Regions from separate parts of the Homo sapiens genome. Here region 1 is linked to region 2. The links are chromatin contacts, found by Hi-C in ENCODE. All regions are on one chromosome and are shown on one strand. The core of a region is the stretch at or near the end of the contact, and the rest is flanking DNA. Distances in the headings are between cores, read along the strand shown.

Evidence for each region. A loop is a pair of places that touch in the nucleus more often than their neighbours do. Pooled maps may share reads with other maps.
Region 1: a map of Caco-2 shows a loop between it and region 2 (4-fold over the local background). The contact joins two enhancer-like sites. A Hi-C loop is called at or near these places in 2 of 168 maps with a recorded cell type or tissue (Caco-2 and endothelial cell of umbilical vein) and 7 of 50 pooled maps.

What each region holds. Positions count from the first base shown.
Region 1 is chr18:7,752,793-7,757,161 of GRCh38, forward strand. The region is part of intron 1 of PTPRM (protein tyrosine phosphatase receptor type M); the gene reads left to right. Among named protein-coding and RNA genes, the nearest start is that of PTPRM, 190 kb to the left of the region's middle. Within about 2 kb of position 2,104, at least 6 of the 41 ENCODE cell types and tissues checked have a DNase peak (open chromatin) inside an H3K27ac peak, as active enhancers do.
Region 2 is chr18:7,368,892-7,373,586 of GRCh38, forward strand. No RefSeq gene overlaps it. Among named protein-coding and RNA genes, the nearest start is that of LRRC30, 140 kb to the left of the region's middle. Within about 2 kb of position 1,708, at least 15 of the 41 ENCODE cell types and tissues checked have a DNase peak (open chromatin) inside an H3K27ac peak, as active enhancers do.

The sequences.
Region 1 (4,369 bases), core at 854-3,353, 380 kb after region 2:
ATACTCAGAGAAAACTACGTACCTAGATGTTTTTTGGCCTTTTAGTTAGGCACTTGGCAATGAATGTGTTTTCTAAGTTTATTAGTTACTTTGATAGATATTCCTGGTCTAAAATCTATTTCTTTTTATTTTTTGTAAGTATTCTTTCTGTCTAACCCCTCTTTAAAATAAAAAGTTATTTAGGAGTTTAATGATTTGGGGGGAGGGGCAGATTCTGGTAATGTGATGAACGAGATGGGGAGGAGCAGTCTTGCAAACCTTTGGTTTAGTAGAGAACCAAAACCAGTTTGGAAGGGGATACAGGTCTCTTTCTAGCCATATGTATTTGACTGAACATGTTTGTTTGGAAAAACTAGTAGTTTTGTAAATCATCCATTGAGAGCCAGCAAGTTATCTCTACATTTGTGAAAGAAAAAAATTGAGGTGGATATGGGTTTCCTTTTTCTATGTGTGTCCGTATTGTTTTGATTGTATAGAGGTAGATATTTTTCTTCATTTTGACTGAAAGTAAAGTCAGAATTATATGTATATCTATACATATATATGTATAGATATATTTATTTTCTACATTTTAAGAGGAAGCAGCGTGTTTTAAGAGTGAAAGAAAATAAGCTTTGAAAGCAGACACATCTTGATTTGAGTGCTAGTTACTATCATTAGCTTGCTTATATAATCTTGAGAAATCTTTTCTTTCTCGAAGCCTTAGTTTGCCCATCAGCTAAATGAGCACAGTACATCCTATATGGTAGGGTTGTTGAGTATGAGTGTTAAGTGAGGTAAGTTAAGTCAACACAACGTAGTAAGAGATCAGTAAGTATCAAATTCCATTCTCACTCACTATATGTAATATAAATAGGTTTAAATCAACAGAGTGAGTTTATCTGTAACTGCAGACTTTCTTTGCCATAACACCTTTAAAAAGTTTTAAATGCTTAAATTTACTGTTCTTTCAACTGCCAGTTTAGTGTTAGTTCATATCATTTTGTTTTGGCCGTATTTGCTAATGTTATTGGTGGAGTCATACCATTTTCTGTTGGCTTCATTTATAATTCTATTTTTTTTTTGGCTGTCTACACATTATTTCATTTTGGGACCTGCTACACTGTTGGATTTTTGGCTTTACTCACCTTTTCCCCCCTTCTCCACTTTTGACCCATCTCCTCCTATTTCATTTTGGCACCAGTAAAGTAATGGTTCATGTGTATGCTGGAAGCCTACCCCATACATCTCTATGGGTGCAGTATTCCTTTTTATTGTGTTTTATTTTTCAAAATGACAAGCTTATATTTCCAGTATGTGAAAATGCTTTAGAACTTCTTGTTGAATATAGATTAGTTGACATTTTAAGTCTTAGCCCATGTTGTATGGTTGTGTTTTGGTTTTCTATTTCTTCTTTACTCTTTTCATCATATACCTTGTAGTTTTTGTCATCAGTGAATGATTTTTGAGAATCCTAATGTGCACAGCATTCTGCTGGATCTTGTACTAAGCAGTTTAAAGAGACCCTGTGCAATTACCCGACATTTCCTGTGTGCTTCTTATAGGCAGAATTTCATAGAATACAAATTATCCTCTTCTAGGTACTTGAATCTAAAACAAATATGGACACACAGAGCAAGAAAATAGCTGAACAGTGAGTATGTGAAGAGTAAACCAACAGACACCAGGATTATTCACCATAGGCCAGCCTTCTAGCTCCCAAGATGTTCCCTCCCTGCCAGTCTTCATTGTCTCTCAGTATTGAGATGTCAGCCTCCTTTCCATATTACCTGGAATAATTGCCAAGCAGTCATGCCACTTGAAAATGAGGTAACAAGTCCTTTGATTGAACTGGCAGTCCCACTCCCTGTCATAGCATCCTTGTATCAGTGTTGTTTATTCATTTCATGGTCTGTTCTCTCAAGAAATAAGCATCAGGAGTGGACAGTGATGTTTGGGGGGATCCCAAGGCACATGGGAGGCAGATCTTACCTCTTTCTGAGGAGGCCACAGAGAGCTGGATAGTCCCTCTGTCTGCTCCCTGGTAGCTGGAATGTGGATCTGTGACTCCATGCAGCCAACTGGAAGCTTAATGCAGGGAATGTGAACTTTGAACTAGTTAGAGATTATTCACTGTGAGGCTTTTGCAAAGGGCACAGGCTGGATGAGTGGCCGTGAGCGTCCGTGTTCCTGAGCAGACTGTGCTGTGGCCCAATCCTGTGCGTGTCTCCTCTTCAGGCTCCTGCCGGAGCATGCTTCTCTAATCTTACCATTTATCACTGACCCTTCGGTGAAACTCTCTTCTGTTTAAATTTACCAGGGTACACTTTGTAATACTTGGGACCAAGAATTTGAAGATAGTAATCAGACAAATCAAACAACTAGTAGTAGTGGAGAGACACGTAGCCCTACAGGAAGGGGTAGAATTATCATTAAAAACACAGACAAACCAGAGACTGCCTGAAAAAAAAAAAAAGATGAACTGGAAAGATTCAAAGTAGGCTCTATTGGAGGTGAGTATGGAAAACAAGCTTAGCTTTTTATTTTGAAGTTTCCTTCCAGGAGTTGGATACTGTGATCTCTTCAATCAGCATGTTTATATAGTGAGGAGGAAGACCAGAAATGAGAAGAGGAATAAGAAAATGGCAGCACAGCCTTTTGGGGTATGGATAAGGGTGGTCTTCCTGCTACAGCAGAGGAGAGGGGCATGTGTGGCCCATGTGGAAGAGCAACTGAGTTGGTGGCTGACTGAATTTGGGTCCGAAGCAAAAATAGGATATGAGGATAGGTATAAGAATTTTATTTTGTGCTATGTGTGTCATTTGGCTTTTAAACTGTCTAGAAATAAAATGAGATGAAAACAATCTGCCCTCATTTCTTGGTTGCTTTTCTTAAATATCATTGGCCCAAAGCATAGCCAAGCCTTTTATTTAGAAAATCCTACCTTCAAAAAGTGATAGGTTACACTAATTATATTTGTGCTGTTCTACAGATTTTCTATTTTGCACTGGTCCTTTACCTGCTGCTCGCTGTGCGGGCAGCTAAGGTGAGAGTTTGAAGACTATGGACTTTTAAGCTGAGAGGCTGCTGTGGTCATACAGTTTTCAACACAAAACTTGTTCTCCCTCTAGTGTTCCACTTGCACAGGGGTAAGTTGCACAACTTTGTTCCATTTTGAATTCTTTGCAAGATTTGTCTTCATTTCCTCTGTTGTATCAGATTCCTATATTTCCTTGTACTGTTTGGCCAAACTCCATTGTTTTCATCTTACTGAGTGGAACAGTAGATACTGTTCCAGCTTTGATATTAATTTCCTCTCTAGTACAGCAATTCCGAGTCTGGAGTACATTAGCATTTCAATTTTGAAGAGAGATTTTGATCTCTGAGCACCCTTGCCTTGTGTCTGTTTTCTTGATGGTTCCTTGTGGTTGCTTTCAGTGTTAGGTTAGGTTTCTCCAGTTAGGTTTCTGATGCAGATTGAAAAGCAAACAAGCAGTTAATTCTGTGCATCCCTCATTCTTCTGTAAACATGCCTAGTGCAGTGTATTGCCTCTCCAAGTGCTCTTGCTTAATTAACATGCTTTAGTTTGTAAAGGATTGATTTGTTTGGCAGAATTATCCATAGTTGATTCTGGGAGCAAATTTTCTCGGATATCAATTTGAGGAAATAAATCTCACTTCTCCATGCCTTTTGTTAATTAATTTGTTTCTGTTACCATCAAATCTTTACTTAATAAGTCTGTAAAGGATCTCCAGTGGTGTTGAGATGTCAGTGCTGTTTGGCTATAAAATTCAAGGATGACATCTAATGTGTGCCTTTTAGTAGAGATGCAATTTACTTATGTAGTAGATTTGTGAGGAGCATCCATGGAATAGTCATCCCACTATGATTGTATATAACAATTGTATGTACAATATACAATATATATATACAATAAGGAAAATGTGCCTCTTAGGGGTTGGGAAACCAGTGGTCAAATTCCACCTCTGGCATCATCTGCTCTGGGACTGCAGGCAAGCCACATCATTCGGATGGCTTCCCTTGTGTTGTAAAGGGGGGACAACGTTTTTGCCCTCCTTTTTTGCCAGGCTGCTGTGCATGGCCCTGTGGAATCATCAATGTGGCAGTGTAATAGTCTCCTTCCTGCCCAGTGTGGACCCCAGCTTGGCCTGTGCTGCTCCCATCCACCTTTGTAGCCTGATCTTCAGCCATGTTTTAAATATTCTTTGCGCTGCAGCAAACTTTTATTCCACACACACACCATGGCCTTCTCATAACGGGCCACCTGTCCTCTGTTAAGGCTCTTTTGGAATGCTCTGTATGTGCCTCTCAGAACTTCTCCCAGCTTCCCAGCTACACCTTAAATGCCTTCTCCCCTGTGAATTCTTC
Region 2 (4,695 bases), core at 458-2,957:
GGAACAAAACTATAGTAGAGCTGGGGACACCCAAGGAACAAAAAGGGTTACATATTTATCTACCTGCAGTGCTCCATTGTGGGTTCCAAGAGGTCTGCTCTTTTTCTTGCCAAGACCAGAGGGATGTGCCATGTTACCTTGACCATTTAGAGATGGAAACCACACTGTGATTAGAGACCTGGTCTATCACAGATTCTATCCAGCCCCAACCCCAAACACTGACAGATCAAGCCACCAGCTGCCATTCCAGGGGAATCAGATGACGAGTTCCTAAGTTTGGCCATCTGCAGGATGTAAGAAGAATAGAAGGAAGCTGGGCTTTGGCAGCCTGTGTTTATAATTAGCAGTGTAATGGTTTTCAGGGTGCTCGCTGAACGGAGCGTGCGTATTCCTGCTGCACCGCTGTATTGTGATCAGGGCGCCTGATTATTACAGATGTGTGTATGGAGCCAAGCACCCATTCCTATGAGGAAAGCTAAATAGGTGCCCTATTTAGGTCATGCCCATCAGGCTCAGTGGAGTTACCATGATGGGCAGGCAGAAAAGCCCGTAAGTCCAAGGCATGCAGGGGCCTGGGCGTGTTTACAGCACTCACATCGTAGGTCCCTTATTATTAATGTTTACTCTGTGCCACTGTTTGGACCCCATTTCCCTGAAATATTTCTAAATCAATGAAAAAAAAAAGTTAGAGCACAGCTGGGTTCTTTGACCTCCCTGGAAAGCAACTCCCAGAAAAGACTTCACCCTCTCCCATTCCAGTGTGCAGGAGCCATTCCAGCGGACAGGACCGTACACGCAGGTGCTGAGGAAGATGCGACTATCAACAAGGCCGCTACCCTCAAAGTGAGGAGGGTCCCCCGCTGCAGCAAGCCATGGCTCCTTATCTGCCTGGCTGATCCTGTGCCCCTTCTCACGTGTGTGGTTTCTCAGATGGATTGTGCAGACAGTGGGGGGGTAGGGGTTCCACCGGAGGAGCACAGTGGCTACTGAGAACACCTTTTCAGGAAGCATCCATCTAGGTGTGGGGACAGAGGGCATGAGGGCCGCAGGCAAACACAGGCTTGCACACAAATGCAGGTTGCCTTCTTCTTTTATCTGCAAGACACAAGGAAATGATCAGGAAGGTCAGAGGGCTCTGGGGGCTCAGGATACTGAGGATGGGCAAGAAACAAAAGGACGATGCTGAAAGGAACTCACTATTTAAGACCCATCCACTTTCCCTCCCCGGCCAGGTGTCTGACTCGCTCCAGACTCACAACCTGAGGACCTGGCCCCAGTCCACACTCTGCCCTGAGCTGCTCTCCTCCCTCTCCTCTTCCCCTGTCACAGCTTCCCCCACCATCCCTTCCTCCCTGGCCTTATTAATGACATGTAAATATCACTCTGATGACTTTGCTGGTATAATCGGTTACCAGCATATTCTGCAAAGGATTCAATTAAAATGGAACCAGAGATCAGAGAGGCCTGGGAAGATGGGGGGCTATTGCCAAATTCTTCTGACTGGGGGAAAGCAGCACTCCCCACCTGTGCCACCCAGAAATGGTGGCCGGCCTGGTGACAGCAGCCAGGGCAGCTTAAGCAGGACACAGCAACCACCCTCAGAAACCCCCCGGGGCTGCTGCTGGTGGGAGAGTGTCCTGAGAAGAGCAGGAAAGTCATCTGCTTTCAGGAGAAGACGTCATTTTTTCCCAGCTGCTGATGGGAGGGGGCGGGGTAGGGACTCATAAAGGCAGGCACAGCCAGATATGGCCAGCGTTTTGAACAAACATCTTATGCCTTGTTTAAATCAGAGACAGTGCAGATAAAGATGTATTTCGTCCAACTCTTTGCTCAGGCTTTAGCCCTAATTCTATCGCAAACAATGTTCATTGTTTAATGTCTTTATATTCAGAAGTTGTTCCCATGCATATCTGCAAGGGAAGAAGCAGAATGCTGATAGCATTTGTGAGCCGTGCTGGCCCGGCAGGTTTCGGGAAGAAGAATGAGATCAACGCTGGAGTGGGAGGGCCCCACTCAGGGACCGGATTCTGTGCAGAGGCCAGACCTCAAATGACATGGACAGCTCCACGCTGCCTGCTCCTAGGTCCCACAGAGCAGAGACGGAGCAGCTAGGACCACAGAGGCCTTTTCCGGAGCCAAGTCCTGGCAAGGAGGCCAGGTGGAGGAAGAGGAAGGGGCGCGGCTTCCTGTCTGTGTATGACTCCTCCAAAGTAGGGCCCTGGCCTGGGCAGGAAAAAGATGGCCTTCTCTGATACGAATGCTATTTAATTGTTGGAAACAATAGATCAGGGTCTTGGTAAAGGCATTATTTGAACTCAAATGTTTTGCCGAGTTATGAAAAAGGTGATTATGTGATCTTGATCTGATTAGGGTGGAACGGAGCTAAATGATGGATGAAGCAATTGCTTTTTTGAAATACCAAAATTACAGCAAGGTTGGGCTTAATCTTTGCAGCTATTCACTGAGATTTCTGAAACAGTTCAGGGTAGAGTGCAAATAGTATATTAAGAAGAAAAGAATAAAATATATTTGCAGTGGAACCTTATTGCTACCTATCCCAGATGGGGTGCACTTAGGAGGCCCTTGGGCAGCTGGCCCGGGTGTGAGAGAGAGAAGCATGGCCCGTGGGTGAAGCGCAGAGTAGAGCAATGGAGGCGAATGTGGAAGACAGAATGTGACGCTGGATGTGGCCCAGGAATCAGGCCTCTCCTTAAGTCTCCAGACGAGGAAACAGAGCTAAAGCATCTTGCTGCAAGGCCGTCGATATATTGATGGCACCACCAGTCGCAGGCCCAGTTCTTCTAACTCCTAGTACAGGGATCACAGAGAATTGGGCCGAGCACCGGGGGCTCCTGGAGGGGGCTCCATTCCCAGGGTGGTGCCAGGTGGGTGAGGCCTAGCTTGGAGAGAGAGAGAGAAAGACAGAAACTGAATTGGTGATGAAATTCAAAAGGTTAGATTGGTGATAAAAGAAGATCAAATGCAAGAATGCAGGGAGGAAGGAAGGAAGGAAGATAGGTGAGGTCAGAGAGAGTGCAGGGCTAGAAGACATGTGCTGGCAGCATGAGGGTTCAGGATGGGTCCCTAGGGTGACAGTCACAGGTCCTAGATGCTCTCCCACCAGGGTATGGCCACAGTGATGCCACTGTACCCCTTAGAAATTTGAAAGTAAGGCTGGGTGTGGTGGCTCATGCCTGTAATCCCAGCACTTTGGGAGGCTGAGGTGGGTAGATCACCTGAGGTCAGGAGTTTGAGACCAGCCTGGACAACATGGTGAAACCCCATCTCTACTAAGAATACAAAAATTAGCCAGGCGAGGTGGTGCACTCCTATATTCCCAGCTACTAGGGAGGCTGAGGCAGGAGAATTGCTTGAACCTGGGAGGTGGAGGTTGCAGTGAGCCAAGATCGTGCCCCTGCACTCCAGCCTGGGTGACAGAATGTGAGACTCTGTATCAAAAAAAAAAAAAAGAAAGAAATTCTAAAGTGGAACACCCTCACTTAACTTCCTTTAAAAGTCTTTTAGGAATATGAAGGAAATCCAGTTATTAAAGTAGAAAAAACTGAATTAACATGCCTTAGTATACATGGCACACCTCTTTGCAGGGCACCTGCAGGCCTCAGGAACTCATCTGCATATCTCTGAGGTGGATAAAGGTTAGGAAGGGCTGGAGAGGGCCCCTCTTTCCCCAGGAAAAAAGGTTTGGCCAACAGAAACCAGCTGAATATGTGTGTGTGCACTACGAACACTCCTGATGGGTAAGTGCTGGTTGAGATAGGTGTGTGACATCAATCTCTAGCAATTACAGAACTCTAAGGTGGGAGTTCCCAGGCTCACAACCTACGGGTCCAGGCCAGAAAGTAATAAGTACAATAAAGGACTATTGCATAATGGAGTCTGTTTGGATTATCAATTGCTGCATGACAAACTATGCCCATTCTTAAAGACTGCAAACAGCAGTTTATTATGATGGCTCATGTTTCGTGGGTTGACTGGACTCAAATGGGACCTCACCCTAGAAGTTCCAGAGTGTTACTTTCACAACTCATTGATCAAGCAAGTCACTAATGTCAGCACAGATTCAAGTGTCTTTGTTTTCTACTCTACATTCTTGTACCTGGTCTTCTTACTTTTATCTGCCCTATTGAATTCAAACACCAATTCAGTTTCTCTCTCTTTCTTTCTCTCTCTCTCTCTTTCCTCCTCCACAAACTTGCCCTTACCCACCAGGCACCACCCTAGGAATGGCATCAGCTTCCAGGACCCCCTATTGCTCAGCCTACTGTCTTGTGAGCACTGTGCTGGGAATAAGAGGACTTGGGCCTGTACCTGTTGGCCTCTGAGCAAGACACCTTGCCTCTGTTTCCTACCTGTGAGCCCACTTTGCCTCTGTTTCCTGCCTGTCACTGAGGGGCAGTTGGTCACATCACCGCAGAGCATGTGGAGTGAGAGGCATCTTTGGAAAGACAGTCTACCATGGTGCCTTAAATTGTATTCTTTCCAAATGAATCTACTTTGCTTTGCATATTAATTGCATAGATACAGCCTTTAAAAATCATAACTATACTGTCTCCATTTTATTTCAAAATATGCAACTTTTCCAGGTCTATTTTTTATTTTCCTGTTTTTGATAGAGACATAGTACAATAAATATTCCACTTCCCTTTTTACACATCTATGAGAAAAGTGACAAAG